7 separate regions of the Homo sapiens genome follow, and all the other regions are linked to region 1. The links are chromatin contacts, found by Hi-C or POLR2A ChIA-PET in ENCODE. All regions are on one chromosome and are shown on one strand. Each heading gives the region's core, a stretch centred on a gene start or an enhancer-like site at or near the end of the contact. The rest is flanking DNA. Distances are from core to core; before and after follow the strand shown.

The links. Hi-C counts contacts between places; a loop is a spot of excess contacts on that map. ChIA-PET counts read pairs that join two places held with the same protein, here RNA polymerase II (POLR2A). Pooled maps may share reads with other maps.
Region 2: a pooled map shows a loop between it and region 1 (8-fold over the local background). The contact joins the promoter of PGBD2 here to the promoter of OPN3 in region 1. A Hi-C loop is called at or near these places in 2 of 50 pooled maps.
Region 3: a pooled map shows a loop between it and region 1 (7-fold over the local background). The contact joins the promoter of ZNF692-DT here to the promoter of OPN3 in region 1. A Hi-C loop is called at or near these places in 2 of 50 pooled maps.
Region 4: a pooled map shows a loop between it and region 1 (9-fold over the local background). The contact joins the promoter of LYST here to the promoter of OPN3 in region 1. A Hi-C loop is called at or near these places in 2 of 50 pooled maps. POLR2A ChIA-PET finds 5 or more read pairs at or near these places in 2 of 52 experiments (IMR-90 and WTC11).
Region 5: a loop to region 1 is called in a map with no recorded cell type, with 14 times the contacts of the local background. The contact joins the enhancer-like site here to the promoter of OPN3 in region 1. A Hi-C loop is called at or near these places in 2 of 37 single-sample maps with no recorded cell type and 10 of 50 pooled maps.
Region 6: a map of gastrocnemius medialis shows a loop between it and region 1 (8-fold over the local background). The contact joins the promoter of FLJ39095 here to the promoter of OPN3 in region 1. A Hi-C loop is called at or near these places in 1 of 168 maps with a recorded cell type or tissue (gastrocnemius medialis) and 7 of 50 pooled maps. POLR2A ChIA-PET finds 5 or more read pairs at or near these places in 1 of 52 experiments (OCI-LY7).
Region 7: a loop to region 1 is called in a pooled map, with 5 times the contacts of the local background. The contact joins the promoter of LGALS8-AS1 here to the promoter of OPN3 in region 1. A Hi-C loop is called at or near these places in 5 of 50 pooled maps. POLR2A ChIA-PET finds 5 or more read pairs at or near these places in 2 of 52 experiments (K562 and T-cell).

What each region holds. Positions count from the first base shown.
Region 1 is chr1:241,638,858-241,641,766 of GRCh38, reverse strand. It overlaps OPN3 (opsin 3), which reads left to right and starts at 1,398. Exons shown (of 4, transcript NM_014322.3): 1 at 1,398-1,885. The coding sequence starts at 1,513. CHML (CHM like Rab escort protein) reads left to right here and starts at 1,398. Exons shown (of 2, transcript NM_001381853.1): 1 at 1,398-1,885. RefSeq lists silencers at 1,069-1,648, 1,979-2,028 and enhancers at 1,131-1,700, 1,701-2,271.
Region 2 is chr1:248,904,871-248,907,779 of GRCh38, reverse strand. PGBD2 (piggyBac transposable element derived 2) reads right to left here and starts at 1,545. Exons shown (of 3, transcript NM_170725.3): 1 at 1,438-1,545. RefSeq lists silencers at 1,100-1,189, 1,600-1,659 and enhancers at 1,280-1,469, 994-1,915.
Region 3 is chr1:248,857,914-248,860,822 of GRCh38, reverse strand. ZNF692-DT (ZNF692 divergent transcript) reads right to left here and starts at 1,659. Exons shown (of 3, transcript NR_186117.1): 1 at 1,577-1,659. It overlaps ZNF692 (zinc finger protein 692), which reads left to right and starts at 1,738. Exons shown (of 12, transcript NM_017865.4): 1 at 1,738-1,905; 2 at 2,502-2,692. The coding sequence starts at 2,514. RefSeq lists enhancers at 1,254-1,403, 2,204-2,253, 2,854-2,909 and a silencer at 1,544-2,043.
Region 4 is chr1:235,865,472-235,868,380 of GRCh38, reverse strand. It overlaps LYST (lysosomal trafficking regulator), which reads left to right and starts at 1,475. Exons shown (of 53, transcript NM_000081.4): 1 at 1,475-1,538. RefSeq lists silencers at 1,008-1,307, 1,358-1,777 and enhancers at 1,898-1,997, 2,368-2,417.
Region 5 is chr1:247,208,885-247,211,793 of GRCh38, reverse strand. No RefSeq gene overlaps it. Among named protein-coding and RNA genes, the nearest start is that of MIR3916, 8.3 kb to the right of the region's middle. RefSeq lists silencers at 736-995, 1,136-1,345 and an enhancer at 830-1,329. Within about 2 kb of position 1,358, at least 35 of the 41 ENCODE cell types and tissues checked have a DNase peak (open chromatin) inside an H3K27ac peak, as active enhancers do.
Region 6 is chr1:247,103,157-247,106,065 of GRCh38, reverse strand. FLJ39095 (a long non-coding RNA gene) reads right to left here and starts at 1,555. Exons shown (of 3, transcript NR_147502.1): 1 at 426-1,555; 2 at 1-73. It overlaps ZNF669 (zinc finger protein 669), which reads left to right and starts at 1,710. Exons shown (of 4, transcript NM_001142572.2): 1 at 1,710-1,869. The coding sequence starts at 1,867. RefSeq lists an enhancer at 1,465-1,759.
Region 7 is chr1:236,523,067-236,525,975 of GRCh38, reverse strand. LGALS8-AS1 (LGALS8 antisense RNA 1) reads left to right here and starts at 1,468. Exons shown (of 1, transcript NR_034040.1): 1 at 1,468-2,907. It overlaps LGALS8 (galectin 8), which reads right to left and starts at 1,994. Exons shown (of 10, transcript NM_201544.4): 1 at 1,915-1,994; 2 at 1-8. RefSeq lists a silencer at 1,652-1,701.

The DNA.
Region 1 (2,909 bases), core at 149-2,648:
CGACATTAAACATATAGAACTTGTTAAATAGTTATGTTTTGTTCAGTGGTTGTACAAATCTAAAATTAACAATTAAAAGTGTGTGTGTGTTTTTTAAGGGGTGGGTGGGTAGGAAGTCTCACAGATGGCGAGTCCAGAGCAGAAGCCTTGAAGGAAAATCAAGGTGTCAAAGGCAGAGCACACTGCCCCTTAGCTATTGCTCAGTGCACCAGGGTGGAGAGCTGCTGCCAGCCTATTAGATCCTCTCTCCAGGGAATTCAGAATGTGGATTGATCCAAGCTAGTCATTCCCTACTGATCTTTCAAACAGAGGTGAGGCACGCCCGTATGGAGAGCAGTTTCTTTAGCTTGCACAAACCCTGTGTTCGTCACCAGTGTCCAGGACAGGCTGCAGGTGTGGCTGGGGACTGTGATCTTCTTGTAGGGCCTCCTTAGGGATTGTGCAACCACAAAGGCAGAAGCAGCTCTTGCAGAGTGTGATGACGTTCACAACCTATATTTGACTTGTACTATATTCTCATCACTACAGGAGAAGAGGCCCAATGGGAAATGTGTGCTGTTCTAAATATAGCACCTGCCTCCTATACCTGCTAGATTTAGGTTGAATCTTTCACTGCCTGTGAAGGACTTTAGCAGGCCTCAGTGACCGGAAAGATCTACCCACGCTTTCAAGCACAGGAAGGACGGTATTGGAAGGCCTTGGGGTCCAGCCCAGGGCTTAAAGTCAGTTCCATTGGAATGCCATTTTCAGAGAGTTTTCATCCCAGACTCTCCAAGGGTGGCAGGCTCTTGTATCAGCCCTGGGACATGTGTCCTCTAGCAGTCAGGTAGTTAGGCAGGCACCTGTCTATCAATTTGTTGTTTTTCTTCTCAGTTTTCCGGTAAGACTACCCCGAGCTCTTCAATGTTTTCTTTGCTTTTGTTTACATTGAGTGTATGACGCGGGATGGGCTTCGTAGGCTGGTTGTGGGTTATTACAGCTTCCCAGGAAGGGGAGAAACCCAATTCTTGCCAGCACGTGGTGGGCGCAGGCGCTCATAAATACTTAGGAATAAATGAATGTATAAGTGAGTGCATGAATGGGTGAGTGGACACGAAGCTTTCAAGGTGGGTGCAGGGAGGTGGGGGTGTGAAGAGCCATCGAGGCTACCCTGCGGCCCTGGCCCCCAGGCTATCCCGCGACGCGCGTCCACGCCGACCAGCGGAAGGTGCCCAGCCAGTGGGGGCGGGGCGAGCTAGCCGCGAGGACGCGCCCGCGGGGGGGCGGGGCTAAGAGGACGCGCCGGGAGCAGCGGAGCGACGAGGACAGGCCGCGGGGAGGGGCGGGGCCACGGGGGGTGCGCCGGGCGGAAGGGGCGGGAAGAGGGCGGGCCCGGCGCGCGGTAGCGCGGGCCCCTCAGTGCACAATGGCTAGAGCAGGCGGCGGAGCCCCAACCCCACCCAGTGCGGAGCGCGCCGCGAGCCCCGCCGCAAGCTGAGCGCCTCCGCCCGCCAGGCGCGCCGGCGCCGGGCCATGTACTCGGGGAACCGCAGCGGCGGCCACGGCTACTGGGACGGCGGCGGGGCCGCGGGCGCTGAGGGGCCGGCGCCGGCGGGGACACTGAGCCCCGCGCCCCTCTTCAGCCCCGGCACCTACGAGCGCCTGGCGCTGCTGCTGGGCTCCATTGGGCTGCTGGGCGTCGGCAACAACCTGCTGGTGCTCGTCCTCTACTACAAGTTCCAGCGGCTCCGCACTCCCACTCACCTCCTCCTGGTCAACATCAGCCTCAGCGACCTGCTGGTGTCCCTCTTCGGGGTCACCTTTACCTTCGTGTCCTGCCTGAGGAACGGCTGGGTGTGGGACACCGTGGGCTGCGTGTGGGACGGGTTTAGCGGCAGCCTCTTCGGTGAGTTGGACTGGGAGAAGGCAGCCTCCCCTCTGCAAACTTCCACTCCCCACCCCGCTGCCCGCTCCGTGCGTCCGCCCCCCAGCCCGCCCCGCACCGCTTCCCGCTCGGCCCCGCGCCCCCCGCCCTACACCGCCCCGCTCCCCGCTCGCCTCCTCAACGCTGCCCGACCCCAGCCGCATGGCGGGTGCCTTCCTCTTCCTCCGTCCCCTCCCGCCCCACGCTGTCCAGGACTCCATTCCTGTGGTCTCTCATCTGCCCCCCACGTTGACCCCAAACCCCGGCCCGCCTCCTTTCTTATTTGTTTTTACCTCCTAAGATCACTCAACAAGGCACGAAACCACGGCTTTTTACACTTTGAGGAAAGAGACGAGGGCCTGTAGAGTCAAGAGATTCAAGAAAAAAAGTGATTAACTCGTGAAAGTTGGAGGGAGTGATGAGATTAGATTCATGTACTACTATTTGTTTCCTAAAATGAGAGTAGAAAACCAAAATAACAATGTGTAAAAAAAAATTCTCATTAGTACTTGTAAACCTTTGAATGCTTTCTAGGGAATGAGACAGTTTCATTCAGGTCCTCAGAATGCAAATTGGCATGTGCCCTGTAAGCTGTTTTTACTATTTTCCGTCTTATAGATGGGTTCCAGCACACCAGAATCTTGGGTGAGATTACAAATGGCTCAGCCAATACCATCTCAGGTGAACAAATACTGTAATTAGCTCTGCAATCGGTAGATTTCATTAAAGTAGAACTTCATTGTTGAAGATGTATTTCGACAGTACTCTTATTATGGAAGATTTAAGTTTCACTGAGACATGATGTTTTGAAGGATGATCAACAACTCAGCAAATCATTGAAGGAAGCGTAGAAAGGAAATTATTTTTTTGTGTGCCTCAGGAATTTCATTTGTAGGGAGATTTGAAATAGAAATGTGTATTTCTCAAGGCTTAAAGTTCCTTTTTTAAATCCTGAAATCCATTGATACTTTATTGCTTTAATCTTGGTAGGTTTGGGAGAACAAAA
Region 2 (2,909 bases), core at 296-2,795, 7.3 Mb before region 1:
CCCCAACCTCTTTGCTCCAACCTTGACCTCACAAAAACATGTGTTGTATGGAATCAAGGTTTAAGGGGTCTAGGGCTGTGCAGGACATGTCTTGTTAACAAAATGTTTACAAGCAGTATGCTTGGTAAAAGTCATCACCATTCTCTAGTCTCAATAAACAAGGGGCGCAATGCACCATGAAAAGCCACAGGGACCTCTGCCCTGGAAAGCCGGGTATTGTCCAAGGTTTCTCCCCATGTGATAGTCTGAAATACAGCCTCGTGGGAAGAGAAAGACCTTACCGTCCCCCAGCCCGACACCCGTCTGTGCTGAGGTGGATTAGTAAAAGAGGAAAGCCTCTTGCAGTTGAGATAGATGAAGGCCACTGTGTCCTGCCTGCCCCTGGGAACTGAATGTCTCCGTACAAAACCTGATTGTACATTTGTTCAATTCTGAGATAGGAGAAAAACTGCCCTATGGCAGGAGGCAAGACATGTTGGCAGCAATGCTGCCCTGTTATTCTTTATTCCACTGAAATGTTTGGGCAGAGAGAAACATAAATGTGGCCTACGTGCACATCCAGGCATAGTACCTCCACTTGAACTTATGACATAAATTCTTTTGCTCACATGTTTCTTTGCTGACCTCCTTATCACCCTGCTCTCCTACCGCATTCCTCTTGCTGAGATAATGAAAACAATAATCAATAAAAACTGAGGGAACTCAGAGACCGGTGCTGGTGCAAGTCCTTGGTATGCTGAGTGCCGGTCCCCTGGGCCCACTGTGGTTTCTCTATACTTTGTCTCTGTGTCTTATTTCTTTTCTCAGTCTCTCCTCCCACCTGACAAGATATCCCACAGGTGTGGAAGGGCAGGCCACCCCTTCACCCAACAGCTCAGAATGGCTTTTGTGGGATACGGAAGAACCCTCCCTTCTCTTCACCTCACTAGCAAAAGAGAAAGAAGGGCAAACAAAGACCCTCAGAAACCTCAGCAGCTTCCCAGGCAGACGCAGTTAAAAACGACCCGCCCCCAGCGCGCCCCGGCACAGAGCCACCCCGCCCCAGGATGTGACGTGGCATTCGCAGTCCCGCCGCCAGCCTCAGGCCGCCCGCCTCCTTCGTCCCGCCCACCCCGCCCGAGCCTGCCCTGGTCCCTCCCACCCCGCCCTGAATCCATCCCTCTTTAGCCCGACCCCGCCCTGGTCCCCACCCACCCCGCTCCGCCTCCCGCTCAGCCGGCCCGGCCTCCGGCCTCGCACCCCAACCCGCAGAAGGAGCGCCCCCTTGCGGCCCTCGGAATCCCATTGTTCCTGTCCTGGTCCCGCCAGCCCACCGTCGGCGCGCAGTGGTGAGGACGAACTCCTCGGATGCCGCCGTTGAGAAAACGCAACATCAACGCCAACCACTCCTGTACTCAAGCGAAGCCCTGCCTGCAGCGCGAGCACACTGAGGCCTACCTGCCCTACCCCAGACGGAGACTCGCGAGCCCGAACCGGACCATGAGCCGCGCCGAATCGGAGCGCTGCGCCTGCGTTGGCGTCGGGCGTCGCGGCCGCGCAACGTCCGGCACCAGAGGGCTCGCTGCACCTCGGCCGGCCTTCCATGCCACGCCCCCGGGCCAGGCCACGCCCCGGCCCGAGCGACCATCGAGACTCCAGGACCTCCGCGGCGCCTAGAGGGATCCCGAAAACGCCTGCGAGGCCAGAACGGCCGAAATAACCCACCCCAGCGGGCCAGCTCTTCCCGCCACTCTCCCTTACCCTCCCACCCCTGTCCTACTTTGGAAACCTTCCTCGCTCCTTCCTAATCAGGAGAGCATGGGGACTTTCTAGGGTAGTGGTTCTCAAATGTGCCCCCAATCTAACAGCAGCTTCACCTGGGAAATCGATGGAAATGCAAATCTTGGGACCCCACTACAGGCCTTCTGAGTAAGAAACTCTGAGGGTGTGCCCAATAATCGGCCTTACCAACCCTGAAGGTAATTGTGGTACAAACTAGGGCTTGAGAACCACTGCTGTATGGCAGGGTTTCTCAACCTCCACTCTTGACATTTTGGGCCTGGATAATTCTTTGTTGAGAGGGAAGGAGGCTGTCCTGTGCATTATAGGAGGCAGGGTCACGGATAAAATACAGTTAAATTTGAGTTTCAGGTAACAGTGTTGTTCATCTAAGATTCACATTTAACTGGAAGTCCCTGTATTTCATCTGGCTACCTTGCCTACCTATATTTTTACTTGGTAAAAATAGAACCTTAATTGTAGGATATTGAGCATCCCTAGCAACTAAATGCCAGTAGCACACCACACTCTCTCCACTCTAGTTATGACAAATAAAAGTATCTCCCCCTACTTCTTGAGAATCACGGCTCTATAAGGACTTTGTCCAGCTGAAACCCAGTAGCCCATTAGGTATATAGGACAGTGTACTCCGCAGAAAACTGCCTTGCCCTGAAAGGCTTTGAACACAGAAATCCCTGGGACCAAACCGTGTTAACATTCAAAAAGAGGGCCACTTAGTGAAGAGTTTGTATTTGCTTCTCCACACTGACACTTCACAAAGGTTTTTTGGTCACTGTAAAGTGTGTTCCAAAACCCCTGGATCAGAAGAAAAAAATCATGCTCATTTGTGAGATTCTGAAGTGAAGGGCACGTATTAGTTTGTCATTCATTCCACATATGAGCAAATTGAGAAAACAGGCAATAAGCCATGGGAAAATGGGAGTGCTACTCTAGGTAAGGTAGGGTGGTGTTTCTAACTTGCTTTGTTCCCCAGATCCTGTGTCTCATTCATTCATTCAAGTGTTAAATGAGTGTCTTCTCTGTGACAATCACTCCTCTGAGCAGTGATGTTAGAACAGTGAAAAAGAAAAGGCACAAGAGAAAAACCCTCTTGTCATTTCAGTGGGAGAACCAGACAGTAAACAAAATAT
Region 3 (2,909 bases), core at 410-2,909, 7.2 Mb before region 1:
AAACTCCTGACCTCAAGTGATCCACCCGCCTTGGCCTCCCAAAGTGCTGGGATTACAGGCGTGAGCCACCGTGTGCAGCCGATTACTTTATATGGCAAATACTTTACAGAAGAAATTGTCTTAGGATACTGAGATGGAGAGATTATTTGGATTATAAGGATGGACTCTAAATGCATTCACAAGCATCCTTGTAAGAGAGAAGCAGAGGGAGATTTGACACAGAAGGAGGCAATGTGACCTCAGAGACAGAGATTGGAGTGACGTGGCCACAAGTCAGAGAATGCTGGCCACCATTAGAAGCTAGAAGAAGCAAGGAAAGGATTCTCCCCTAGAGCCCTTACAATGGCCTGTGGCCCTGCTGATGCCTTGGCCTCCAGAACTGTGAGAAAATAAATTTGAGTAAAGGGAGCAAGTTTGTGGCTGAAAACAACACACAACACAATTTGTTACAACAATTACAGAAAATTAATACCAGTGGCTTGGAGTAGGGTTTTAGCAGTTGAGAGGGTCAGAAGTGATTGGATTTAAGATAAATTTTTGGAGACAGGACCAACAAGATTTGCTGATGTATATGGTTTAGGTATCATAAAAGGCAAAGAATCAAGGCTGATTCCCTTTTTTCTGAACAAGTGGGTGGATGATGACATAGTTTACTGGCATGGGGGAGGGTACAGGCGTTATTGTTATATGTTTGCCATATTTATGTTGGAGAAAATATCAGCTATCATGTGTCAGCGCTCTCTACATGCCAGGCACTGTCCTACATTCTTTACACGTGTTAGCTCAGTTAACACATGTAAGTCAAGCGGGCAGTAAGATATATGACTGGAGTTGAAAGAGGGCTAGGCTAGGAGCCATCAGTGTATTTAAAGCCATGGAACTAATTAGATCACCCAGGAGAACATATGCAGACGAGAGAAGATCTGGTTCAAGGCCTGAGCCAGGGCACACTTCATCTTTTGGCAGAACAGAGGGAATGGATCCAAAAAAAGGATAGAAGGAGCCAGTGAGGAGGGTGGAAAACCTGGAGCATATGAAGTCACAGAAGTAAAACTGGGGCCCAAAATGTAGAGGGAGCCATAAAGATGAGGAGGACGAGAGCTACATAGTCGCGCTCTTTCTAGGGCAGAGAGGCGGACGGAACTGACAGCTGCTATGTAGCAATATGACCGTCTCAAGTGACCTTGTGAAGCGCCACTGCAGTGGCTGGGTGGGGAGGAAAGCTCCATCAGAGCCATTTGAAGAGAAGAGGATGGGAAGTGAGCGTACACAGAGAATGCAGGCAACTTTTAGGAGGAATTCTGATGGTAATAGAAGTGGGCTGTAGCTGGTGGGACTCTGCGGTCCACAGAGGGCTCTAGCTGGACCCTCTGTGGGTCTTTCAAAGTGACTGATTCTGCATCATGTTTGCGGGTGGCAACTGTGAGGGGGAAATCGAAGGTGAATACAAAACGGGAACAAGTGAAGAGGCAACGTCCCCATACAGGCCGGGTGGGCTGGGGTTGGAGCACAGGAGGCCTGACCCTGTCTCTTCCACTTTCCCTCAAACCTTTGGTCACCAAGCGCAGACGCTCACCACAGAAGCCACCCAACCACAACTGCCGCGGGGCTCCGCGACACGCGCGGGCGACTTGAGTCGGGCAACCACGATTCCCGGCGGGCGTTGCGCGGGGCACCCAGTGCGCAGGCGCACGGCGTCGGCCTCCGACTCGCCCCTCCCTCTGGGGCGCGGGCCTCAGTTCCGGGCTACAGCAGCCGACGCCGAGAGGCACCGTTTCTTCTTAAAAGAGAAACGCTGCGCGCGCGAGGTGGGCCCCTGTCTTCCAGCAGCTCCGGGCCTGCTCGCTAGGCCCGGGAGGCGCAGGCGCAGGCGCAGTGGGGGTGAGGGCGCGTGGGGGCGCACAGGTAAGGCCGGGGTGGGGGTGGGTCGCGACGGGGGCTCTGGGCAGCCTGGGAACTGCCATTGGGATTAGTCCGCTCCACTCACTGTCAGCATTAAGTGGGGGTGCCCAAGACGGGGTGGATGGGGGGCGCCCTCCAGACCTCTGACCACGGCCTCACCGCCACTCGACCCAACTATGAAGAGCGCCCCCAGCTGCACGCCAGGACACGACCTTTCCTTCCCCTAGAAACCAGTAAAGGCCGCTGCCCTATTCAAGATGAAATGTGTGGACCGCCCCCAGCCCAGTTGAAATTTCCCGTGAAAGTCTCTCGCCCCTTCCCCACAGCTCCACTTCAGTGGACTGGAGGGCGCAGGCCTTTGTTCTGACTGCTTCTGTCTGCCTGCCTCCCACCCGACGACACTCACATGGTAGCGCTGAGCTTCAACACCCTGTATCATAGAAGGACGGGGTTTGGCTCCACACCTGCCACTGCTATTGAAATAGTTTAGTCTTGCCCCAGTTCACTGATGAGGAAACTGAGGCCCTAACGGCAGGTGGAGCCGGGTCCCCGACCCCCGAGATCGGCAGGGCGCTGAAGACGTCCCTTCCACCCTCCAGCCTCTGGTGCACATGGCTTCCTCCCCGGCGGTGGACGTGTCCTGCAGGCGGCGGGAGAAGCGGCGGCAGCTGGACGCGCGCCGCAGCAAGTGCCGCATCCGCCTGGGCGGCCACATGGAGCAGTGGTGCCTCCTCAAGGAGCGGCTGGGCTTCTCCCTGCACTCGCAGCTCGCCAAGTTCCTGTTGGACCGGTTAGGGGCCGGGAGAAGGGCTTGGGGGAGGGTACCCAGGCAGCAGCCCCTAGCCTCCTCTCCAGGGCCTGTCCTGCTGCTCTTTTCCACCCTCAGGTTTCTCACTTTACCAGGACGGCCTGTGTGACTTGTGGCCTCCGAGGGTCCTGCTCCCCTCCTCATGGTCTCAGCGAATAGCGGCCCTTAGGGCTGGCCCCTTACATGTGTGAGTGCCCAG
Region 4 (2,909 bases), core at 226-2,725, 5.8 Mb after region 1:
CTTCCTCTTTTTGTTTCAGTTCAGGCCCATGCACCTAGCACAATACTTAGCGCATTGTAGGTGCTCATTATATACTGCTTAAATGAGTGATAAGTTCCCTGAGACATTTATTTCCTGCACTTGTTAGGGTTCAGTGAGCCGATATCCGGCCACTGCCCTCCAGCCTGGGCGACAGAGCGAGAATCTGTCTCAAAAAAAAAAAGATAAAAAATAAAAATAAAAGACTACCTGCCAGAGGAAGTGGGCAATCTTCGCCTAAAGATATGAACTGCTAATGGTTAAACATCAGACGTCAGAGAAGACATATTTTAAAGTGGGGAATTTTCCCCAAGAGCACCCTCTAAACCACATCAGTGGGCAACTTAACGCACTTTGCTTGTCATTGGGTTAGATGGGAGTTTGAGGAATTGGGAGTAACATTTGGTATATAGGCTTGGGACATAATATCCTGAATTATTTCTATTTCATAATTCCTGTGCAAAAAATTATGGGAGTTGTTGATTCTACAGCAATTCCTGTCAATTTGTAGATTATCTGCTTATTAATAGTTTGTATTGTTTGGCAGAACTTGAAAACTACCGAACGATTACAGTTCAGGCTTTTTCCCAGTACCTCTGGCGTTGCTGTCTCAGTGACTAGGAGGTGAGGAGGGTGGCCCTTGAAATGCCAAACTGCCTACCGCAGCAGTCTGCCAGCAGCGTGCTGGGCCCAGAGCCGGGGATGCAGCCAAAACATCCTGGATTTTACCTACAGCTCCCACCCTCTGGAGGGACTGGTCTATTAGGGCATATGACACTGACAGTGCGCACTGTATACAAACCGTGTTTGAACAGGAGTCGGTTGGAAAATACACCACTGCACTGAATTACTTCTGCAGTGGCTTTGCAAAGCTCTTTTTGTTTCTTGAAAGAAGCCGACGGTAACCATTACAATATGGCTTTTTCCAGGTCCCAGAGGAAGGCTAGGGGTGCCTTGTGGGTAACCCTTTCTCCCTCTCCTGACTCCTTCCCGTTATTTCTTCTATCTTCATCCTCTAGACCTACACAATGGGACAGGTTGACAGTCTGTGTTGAATGGAAGAGGCGGACGATGCGCTTGTGTTTGGTGCTTCTCAAACGGTGCTCGCACTCCCCAGGGTCTGACGCAGCCCACTACGCAGAGCCCTGGGAGGAGGTGCGGACCCAGGGTACGACCCCCGACCGCTGAGAAACCCAGACCGGGCCCCGGCTGCAGCCCCGCGGGTCGGCCCGCCCCCCTGCCTTCCCTATTGGCTCGGCAGTTCCACGCGTCACGCCTGCGACGCCGGCGCTGCCCTCCCAGAGGAGGCGGGGCTTACACGCGCGAGGCGGAGCCAAGGGCGCACGCGCAGACGAGCGGGTCTGGGTCCGGACGAGGGGAGGGAGGGGGTGGTGTTCTCGGTTTCCTGGGTTACCTGGGCGGGCGGGGGTGGGGAGTGCGCGGCGGCGGCGGCAGCGGCGTCGGCTCGGGGTTCTCCGGGAGAGGGGGAGTGCGCGGCGGCCGCAGCTGCCACAAACCAGGTAAAGGCGGCCGCCGGGCGCCGACGCTGCCGGCAGAAGGTTCCGGGTCCCGGCCCCTCTGCGTGGCCTGGAGGGGAGGCGGTTTGGGGCTGGTGGCTGTCAGCCTGGGTTGAGGGCCGGGACCGCCGGGCTGAGGGCGCGAGGGCGCGAGGGCACTCGGCCTGACGCGCCAGCTCGGGGCGTCCTCTCTGGCTTCTGGGCTCTGGGACTTCTCGCGGCGCCGGGCCGCCTTTGACAGCCGCCGGGCCGCGGGCGGGAGCTCGGCTGGGCCCCTCTGGGCCATTGCAGCGGCCACTGGGCACTAACTTTATTTCGCAGCGCGCGGGGGGCGAGGTCGAGCAGGCTGACGGCGGTGTGTTGCTACCTTTATTTTATTTTTTGATCCTGTGCCGCTGCACTACTCAGCCCAGCTGGGCCCAAGCTGTCAGGTTGACGATGGGAGTTGACGGTTTCCGCGCCACCACCCAGCCGGTCACTCCCCGCGCTGTTGCCCTGCGGCGCTCGCCCACCTGTCACCTACACCGTGCGCCTCGGTCCGCTCTTTCCTCCTGTCCGTGACACCCTTTGACTGGGCGAGAGCCTCTCTTTCCAGGGGATCCCCTGAGACATCTGCCGTCTGTCTCCGGTATCACTGGAGCCTGACTGAGATGCCCCTTCGCTTCTGATGAGTTAAATAAGCTGGGAAATTACCCGAGAAGACCCCGGTACCACAGTGTAAAGCCCAACGAAGGGGTTGTTTAATGGTCCAGGGGATACAGAGGCTTTAAGAAACGTTTCCTTAACGCTAATTCTTATCTGGTTAAACAAAACATAGCAAAACATCCCCGATCCGCTCGGCAGACCATACACACCCAGCGACGGCACTTGATAGTTAATGGGGTTTGTTTTAAGCAGATAGAAAATTTTAAGGGAGTCGAATCTTGTGTTGAATGCGTTCGTGTTGAATTTGGGCCAGTGTTTCCTTGAAGATCAAATGCAGGTTGCATTTTCCTATTGTTTGTTTAACAGATTGATAGGACAAACTGAATTAGACTTTTCTTCCTGATGATTCTTGGCTCTTCTGCGCTATTATTTTAAAATTCCACGCCTAGATTCATCTATGCTAATAAAGATGTTGACTTTAAGCTTTCAATTTATAGATGTAGTTGATTAATATGGGGTATCTGTTTTAAAGAGCTTTGTTAAGTGGCCAACAACTCTTTTTCTGATAGCTCTTTGCTGTCATCCATATTGTTACTACAAAGATTGGAGAATTTGAAGAAGAGAGGGCATAAGGAAAAATGAATTGCTGTAATTTGCATAAAAATACTTCACAAACTATATAATTATATATATGTATTTAGTAAATATTTATTGAGCACCTACTGCGTG
Region 5 (2,909 bases), core at 109-2,608, 5.6 Mb before region 1:
TTAGGTCCTCCTGGGGGCTCCATTGTTCTTTTTTTGACTGTCTGATTTTTGGGAGGAAGATGGACAGCAGGCGGGGCAGCAATGGTCTACCTGTGGACACTCTCTTTTTGCAGCCCTTGCTCTCTCTAGGGCCCTGTCCCTTCAGCCTTTGGCCTGGGGAGAGACGTTGATAAGGAGGACCGATCTTTCACTGCTGGAAGGAAATGAGGGTTCAGACCGTTCACCTCCCTCAGAGCTGCACGGCAGTGTGACAGCCACTGGCCATGTGTGAGTACTGAGGGCCTGGAATGTGGCTGAACAGAGACGTGCTGGGAAGGTGAAATACAGAGTGAGTTTCACAGATTGACTACCGAAAATTATATAGTTCATTAATATATTGATGAATATTGAGATATTGATCATACATTGAAATGATAATATTTTGAATATATTGGGTTAAATAAATTATTACAATCAGTTTCACCTGTTACTTTTAATGTTTAAAAGGTGGCTACTAGGAAATTTAAAATTCACACGTGGCTTACATTTTATTTCTTAAAGGATTGCCTCCCTTTTTGAAATTTCAGGCTGCCTGATCAAACTACCAGAGGCCAGAAAGGTCATAAAATCTGAAATGTTAAAATCATTGCCATTATATTGTTTTCATTTGTGAATAACATATATATATTATTTATAAATGGATATAACCTTATACAAAAGGTTAAATGAAAATGCCCCCTGGGCTGGGCCAGGCCCAGCGCAAGCAGGAAGCCCTGCATGAAAAGGCTGCAGCCAAGAACCTGTCACTTTGTCGCCCTCAGCCCAGCGTCCGATCACATCCTCCGTCACTCAGGGACTGAGGGGGCGGGGCCTGGAGCCCTATCCAATCAGGGGCGCTGACGTAGGAACCGTCCAATCGGGCGTGCAGCCGGACAGAAGGGCGCGGCTTCCGGGATCTGGCGGGGCCTTCGTCTCTCCTGCCAGCCTCAGCTGGGTCGTCTTCTGTGCTCGGCGTGCTTTGCTCGGGGAAGCTCAGGTGGCCGCCACAGCCTCTTGCCCTCTGACCTGCAGGTATCAGGAGATCCATAGCTAAGCAGCCTGGACACCCGGGAAGCTGGGAAATGGTGAGTATGTGGGCGGGGTCCCGAGGTGGGCAGGGGGCTGATGGAAACGGGCTGGAACTGGCTGTGGCGGCCCCAGGCCTCCCCACAGCTGCCTCCGGAGTCTGCAGACCCGAGACCCCGCTGGACCCGCCCGGCCCTCAGCTTCCCCTGGCCTCAGGATGTGGGCTGGGCCGCCAGCCTCACCCGGCGTCCGGTCCGCTTCTGCGCTCGACTTCCGCCCGGCGCGTCCCCTCGCTGGCAGCTGTGCGGTGGCGACGGCAGGGGCCTGGGGGAGAGCCCCGACCCAGGAGGAGCCACTGCGTGGGAGGAGCTGTGGGCTGTGGGGTCCCAGGCCCTCCTTTCTCCTGGTAAAAATGAAAAGGGAATCAAGGTTTAAACGTTAAAGAGATTATTTGAGCAAAGAGCTGTTCATCAATGCAGAGCGCCCAGTCATGGTTTGTGGGTGCTTGGAGCAAAGGCTTTTGTAAGGGGCATAAGGAAGCGAACCAAATTCAGAACTTGGTTACAGTTACAGTTGTGGAGTCGCCTTATGTGGACTGTCCAGGTGGAAATTTCCTGGTTATTTAATGAGAGGTTAATTGGAGGTTTGTGGTTGGTTCAGGCTGAAAATCGTTTCTTCCTAAGGTAGTAATTTACAAGACATGTATTTCAGTTAGATTTTTTTCCTTAGGAACCGATGGTCCTAGTGCTACTTCAGTCTAATTGATTGCTAGTTAATTATTTTAAACACTCCAGAGGGGGACTGGTTTTCCACTGCGTTTCCAAATGTGTGGCAAGCACGGTCTCACATCCACCATCCTGTCCCCCCAGCCTGTGTGTCCTTTATTGTACATTTCACACACAGTGTTTTCATCATTTTTTCACAGAGCATTGGATGGCACTTTTTTTAGACATCTGTTTTCTGTTTGTAAACATTTTATGTGAGCAGAGAAGAATCACCTGACACACTGCTTTAAAAAAAATCTTTGTGTCTCTTCTTTTATCTTCCCCAGGCACAGACACCTTATCGGAATGTCTTTGGTTTGAGGTTCTGCTTTGGAAATTTTACAAGGTCATGTGTCCTCAGCCACCCTCCAGTCTTTTTCTGTGCCTGGGTTTCATAATTGTCTGGGGGTGACCCATCTCAAGGCATGTTTAGTGAACATTAGCACGTTGTTCCTTTCCTCCCAGAGGACAGCCTCAGTGATGGAGGTGGAGCCTCTTAAGGGAGCAGATGGATGCCCTGGGGCTGAGAGGAAGCTGGTCCTACCCTTCATTTACAAAGCTAACCCCTTAGGACATGCAGATTGTCTTCACCCAACTCCAGCGTCTGTTCCTTGGGGACACATTGCTGGTCAGCCAGTTGGATGCTGATATTGAGAAGAAAAAACAGAAATGATTTCTGACATCTGGATTCTCTCAGACTTGTGAAGGGGGAAAAACTGTTCCAAAGGACAAGGAAGACCCACTGCAGTGAGGGGGCGCGAGAATCTGCAAAGTCAAGCCACTTGGGGCACCCAGTGGGGCACAGTGTGGTGGCTCCTGGGCAAGGCGGGAAGGTGGTCAGTGAGCAGTATGGAAACAGAGGAAGGTCCCAAGTGATAGGACGGCCTGACTTGGCACTTGAGTCAGATTTGTCTGTGTTCCAATCAGCATTGCCACTTCCTGGGTTTTACACCTTGAAACATTTTTTTCACTTAATTCAACCTTAGTTTTTTATTAACTGTCAATTGCATTTTAACAGTAGAGTTTCAAAGGTAAGAAAATGTTTAAGAGGTGGATTTCAGAAAAGACATTACATATATAGTCAAATATTCACTTGTTAAA
Region 6 (2,909 bases), core at 306-2,805, 5.5 Mb before region 1:
ATTTGTAGAGATTACCGGGAGCCCGGCGTTGGGCACCAGAGACCAGCCTGGGCAACTGAGGGAGACCCCATTTCTACGAAAAAAAAAAAAAAAAAATTAGGCAGGCGTGGTGTCCAGTGCCTGTAATCCCAGCTACTCCATGAGAGATTGGACAAAACCTGGGACCAGAGACTGATTTTCTTCTAAAATGCTTTCTCCAAAATATTTTTAAAAGAAAAGGGGGAAATTGGAAAGGAAAATGTTTTGAGCCCCCCAGATCACTAAGCTAAAGGGGAAAGTCAATCTGGGAACTGCTTAGGGCAAACCTGCCTCCCATTCTATTCAGAGTCATCCCCTGCTCACTGAGATGAATGCATATCTTATTGCCTCCTTTGGAAAGGCTAATCAGAAACTCAAAAGAATGCAACCGTTTGTCTCTCACCTACCTGTGACCTGGAAGCCCCCTCCTGGCTTCGAGTTGACCCGCTTTTGCTTCAGGTTGTCCCGGATCAAACCAGTGTTCATCTTACATATGTTGATTGATGTCTCCTGTTTCCCTAAAATGTATAAAGCTGTCAGATACAGTCAGTTTCTCTTCCAAGGTTTGGCATGTTAACTTTCTTGTTTTTTTGTTTTCGAACTCAACTTTCTTGTTCTCCATGCCTCCTTGCCCTTAGTTACTGTAAACAACCTTCCGTCAGTTCTAATCAATAACTCACATCTGTTCCCTTGGTTACCTGCTCTGCACCCATTTCTCCCTTGGAAACCGCAAGTCCCACCATTGTAACTCACATCCCCCTTCCCCCTTCCTTATTTGGGAAAATATTCACAAATAGCCAACCGGGTCAGTTTAGATCGTGCGGTCTGACCCCAGCCCATGCCAGAGGTAGGGACTGCGTTAGGAATAAAAACCCCTGCTTTCCTCTGTTCAGTGTGCTCTTGCGATCGTGATTGATGCGAGCAGCACGCTTCTGCAGAAGTAAATTGCGTTGCTGAGAAAACTTTCGCTTGAGTGCTGGTTTCACTTTGCGGCACCGAGCATTTCTCTCCAACAAAACCAAGCTGTGCTCTGACCACCTTGGGCACATGTCATCAAGGACATCCTGAGGCTGTGTCATGCATATGCATCCCCAACCTTGGCAAAATAAACGTTCTAAATACTCTTACCCCAAATGCTCAGGGAGACTGATTTGAATAATCATAAAACTCCAAGCCTGCACTCCAGCCTGGGAGACAGAGCAAGATTCTGTTTCAAAAAAATAAAATAAAATAAAAAAACTCCGGTCTCCCGCACAGAGGACACTGCGTGAATTACTCTTTCTCTATTGCTATTCCCCTGTCTTGAGAAATCGGCTCTGTCTAGGTAGCGGGCAAGGTGAACTCCCTGGGCAGTTACAGAACTGTCATTATATTGCTTCCAATTTTATATATATATATATATATAAAAGGCACAAATAGCTATAACTTGTATACAGGTTAAATGTGAATGTCCTTCTTGCATGGTCGGATCCCAGCGCAGGAAGGACGCACCGCCTACAAACCGCTAGGCCAAAAGCGGTCATTCTGACCTCATCCAGCCTCACGTGAGATCGCAATCTCCTGTCACTCAGGGCCTGAGGGGCGGGGCCTGAAGCCCCATCCAATCAGGGGCGCTGGGGTGGGGACCGTTCAATCAGGCGCGCCGCCGGAAAGGAGAGGGCGGCTTCCGGGATCTGCCTGGCGGTTGCTTTGTCTCTCCTTCGCCGGAGCCGGCTCTTCCTGTTAGTCTCCGCTGCTAGTTCTTGGCTCTGGGAGGCCCAGGTGGCTCTGCAGCAGCCTCTGCCACCCTGTGACCTGCGAGTATTGGGACATCCCTAGCTGACGCCAGGACACCCGGGAAGCCGAGGAATGGTGAGTGGACTGCGCCTGGCTTCCCGAAGTGGAGAAGAGGGCTGGTTGAAACCTGCTGTGGCGCGACTCGGGCCTCCACGCCATCGGCTCCGGAACCTGCGGACCGAGTCGCCGTGGCGTAGCCGGGGCTCAGTCCTCTTCTGTTCAGGGCCGGGCCGGGCGGGGCGGGCAGCGGAACCCCTGCATCCTGTCTGTACCTGCGGGCGCCACTTCCGCCGGCCGGAGCCCTGTCGGGAACCCCTCGCCTCCCCTATCCAGGTAGTGTGGTGACCACGGGAGGGTGATGCGGGAGAGCCCCGACTCGGTGTCTCGGTGTGCGGGGTTCCAGCATGGGAGGAGCTGTGGTTCATGGGGCTTCCAGTCCCACCTTTCTTCCCCTAAAATTAAGCCGAGGCTTTGTTAAAACGTTAAACCGTGTGTTTGAGCAAACGGCGATTCATAAACCAGGTACCGCAGTCATGGTTTGTGGTTTGGGGTCCACAGAAGGGGCGTAAATGAGAGGCTTTGATAAGGTTAATGAGGAAGCAAACCATATTCTTTTTTTTTTTTTTTTTTTTTTTTTTTGGAGACGGAATCTCGCCCTGTCGCCAGGCTGGAGTGCAATGATGCAGTCTCACTCATTGCAACCTCTGACTCCCGGGTTCAAGCGATTCTCCTGCCTCAGCCTCCCGAGTAGTTGGGATTACAGGCGCCCGCCACCACGCCCAGCTAATTTTTGTATTTTTGGTAGAGACAGGGTTTCGCCATGTTGGCTAGGTTGGTCTCGAACTCCTGACCTTAAGTGATCCGCCCGTCTCGGCCTCCTAAAGCGCTGAGATTACAGGCGTGAGCCACCGCGCTCGGCCAAAATATTTTTCTGTTTACAAACATTTTACATGAGAGGAAAGCGGAGAATAAACCATCTGACACTCTACTGTAAAAAAATCTTTGTGCCTCTCTTCATCTTTCCTAAGTGTGCATATTACCAAAATGTCTTTAGGTTGATGTCCCCCTGTGAAAACTTTACAGGGTGTTGTGTCCTCAGCCCTTGGTCTGCTTGC
Region 7 (2,909 bases), core at 219-2,718, 5.1 Mb after region 1:
CACTGGCCCTGTGTAAAGTAAAAATAGAGGAAAAGAAAAGTAAGCATGTAGCATTTTTCTTCATATCCTATTTTAAAATTTAAATTATATATTATGTTACTGATATTTACCAAATAATAGAATATTATTACAATCAACGATCTGCCTCCCATTCTTACCAGTGTGCTCATATACTAAATAATTTTGGATTGTGAGTGTAGGAAATATTGACTTAAAAAATACATCAGTAGAAAATTTCTAACATGGAATTTATTATTAAAAATACTAAAATAGGCCAGGCATGGTGGCTCACACCTGTAATCCCAGCACTTTGGGAGGCCAAGGCGGGTGGATCACCTGAGGTTCAGGAGTTAGAGACCAGCCTGACCAATATGGTGAAATCCCATCCCTACTAAAAATACAAAAATTAGCCAGACGTAGTGGCATGCACCTGTAGTCCCAGCTACTCAGGAGGCTGAGACAGGAGAATTGCTTGAACCTGGGAGACGGAGGTTGAAGTGAGCCGAGATTGTGCCACTGCACTCCAGCCTGGGCAACAGAACGAGACTCCATCTCAAAAAAAAAAAAAAATTTAATTAATTAATGGTAAATACTAATCAAACAGTCCCGTACAATTACCAGAGGTATTCATTTAGATTTTCATTTCCATAAAATGAGAATTACAGTATTCACATCATTGGTTTGTTCTGAGGATTGAGTTAATAAAACAGCGAAAGAGTAAGCGCTATGTTAGCTATTATTATTGTGAATAGAAAGAATTGCTCTTCCTCCTCCAATTTAAACAAATCAAAGTAGGGAAAAATCCAATACTTTTAATACTATTAAGATACGGTTTTCTCTGTTGCTTAAAAAAATAATAATCACAGGGCAGGGGAGTGTTGGAAAGCATCAGCCACATTTTTTAAGATAAAAGCACTCATGGACACTACACTACATTTAATAGCTCCAGGAAAAACTCGACTTTAAGCAGAACTAAAGGGGAAATGAAACCAGAGCTTCCTGTATTTTACTTCCAGCAATTCTGTCATTATACTGCACACCAACAATACACACCGATCAAATCTATCACTTTTTCTTTATTAAGAAAAAAAACTGTATCCCTCTTGGTTTACCACCTAAATATAGCCCCATGTCATTAACTTAATTCGTTAGTCAAAACCTCAAAACTCTGGCTCCGTGACTCAATTCAGGAAGTAAGAACAAGAGCAAAAAGAATGGATGCCGAGTTGCCATACACATGTATAATAACAAGCCAGTGACCCAATTTAAGCCATCTGCTTGCATTAAATCACGCAACCCCCGAAGTATCCCCAGGGACAGGTCCCGCCAGCATGAACACTTCGTATGCATCACAAGCAGCCATCACTTAAGTTTCACGTACGGTCAAAGGAAGTCACATGACTTGCGCTTTGCAATGTTTAACACTGCAGTCAAATGACTCGGCATCCTAAAGAGCGTGTTAGAGGCAGGGAACGCAATGGAGGTCACTCCACTGTCACTACAAATTCCGGGAAGGAAACTTCCCCAGATTCCTCCACTTGGAGGTGGCGCTCGGCCTCAGGCTAGGAGGGAACAGGTGAGAAAGCAGCCCAGGTGGGGTGGGTTTGCAGCGAGGAGACACCCCAGGGCAAACAGCCTGACCCCAGCCAGGGATGTCCAAGAAAGGCCGCGACTCCTGATAATCCCTTATGCCCCGGAGCGCCTCGCCTGCAGAGGCAGCGTCCCCGCCACCCAGCCCCGGCTCTGCCGCGGTGAGGACCGGCGGGTCGGGGTGGACTGGACACTGTCCCACCCATCAAATGGTGATTTAGGAGCCGTGACATCCGAATGCCATCCTCCACTGGCGAGACCCTCAGAGCAGCCACGCCTCTAGCGACTGCCCCGCCACCCGAGGCCGGGGGTCGCGCGACTCACCCAAAGACTGGTGTTTCAGGCGCTCCACGGAGCAGGTTGTTTGTCAGCAGCTAAGTGCCGTCAGGGTTCCCGGCTCTGGCGTCCGTGGGCGGCTACGGGAAGCGACAGGAGTCAGTCCTCGTTCACTTCCCGGCTCGCGCGCCTCACTGCTGTGGTCTCCCCACCCTCCCCGCGCCCCGCCTTCTGTGTCTGGGGCGTCCCTGGCGGCTCTGCTGGGTTTTGGACAGGGACCCGCCGCTGATCGCCACCCAGCTCGGCCTCCTGCACAGCCTCTGGAGCCTTGGACCGCGACTGGCTTGCTGTGGGACGAGCACAGAGGGATAAGGACAAAGAATGTGTCCTGGGTGGATCTGGCTGCCTTTGCCCGGAAGGCGGAGTGGGGTGGGAGGTGGTAGGAAAATGGGAAGGAAAGAAAAGAAAGGTGGGCCGACGTCCACCTGGCTGTTCCAGGCCTCCAGGTCTAGGAGGGAGGGCGCTCGGGGCTGGGACTTTTCAGGACCAGGGTGGTCACCGCACAGGCCCCGCCTGCCTGGACCAAGCGCTGGCCTTCCCGGGGCGCCCAGGTCCACGGGGTCAACGCCAGGGTTTTCTCAGCTTCCTCGTCTGCCTCGGATCCAAGTCCAGACAGTGCCAGAAGAGACTTGGAGGCGCTGCTTTTTGACAGTACACACCTCTGTATGCAGGTGAAACGGTGGGGGAAGGGTTCAGTACGCTGGACTGTGCCCAGCCCAAGCTCCCCATCCGTTAGTGATAACTTGGACTCGCAGCCACTCCGCGTCACTCGCCAGTTATCCTGCGTGTGGGTGTTTTCTCCAAATTGGACACTTAGGGAACAGTTTAAGCAGTATGGAGCACAATTCTGTGCCTATTAGATGCTCTTAAATACCCGACTTCTCAGGGCCCTACACTGACTGATAGTTTGACCTATTGGCTGTAAACACACCAGCCAGAAATACAAATAAAGTTAAACAAAGTCATGTCAGCCACTTGGAATG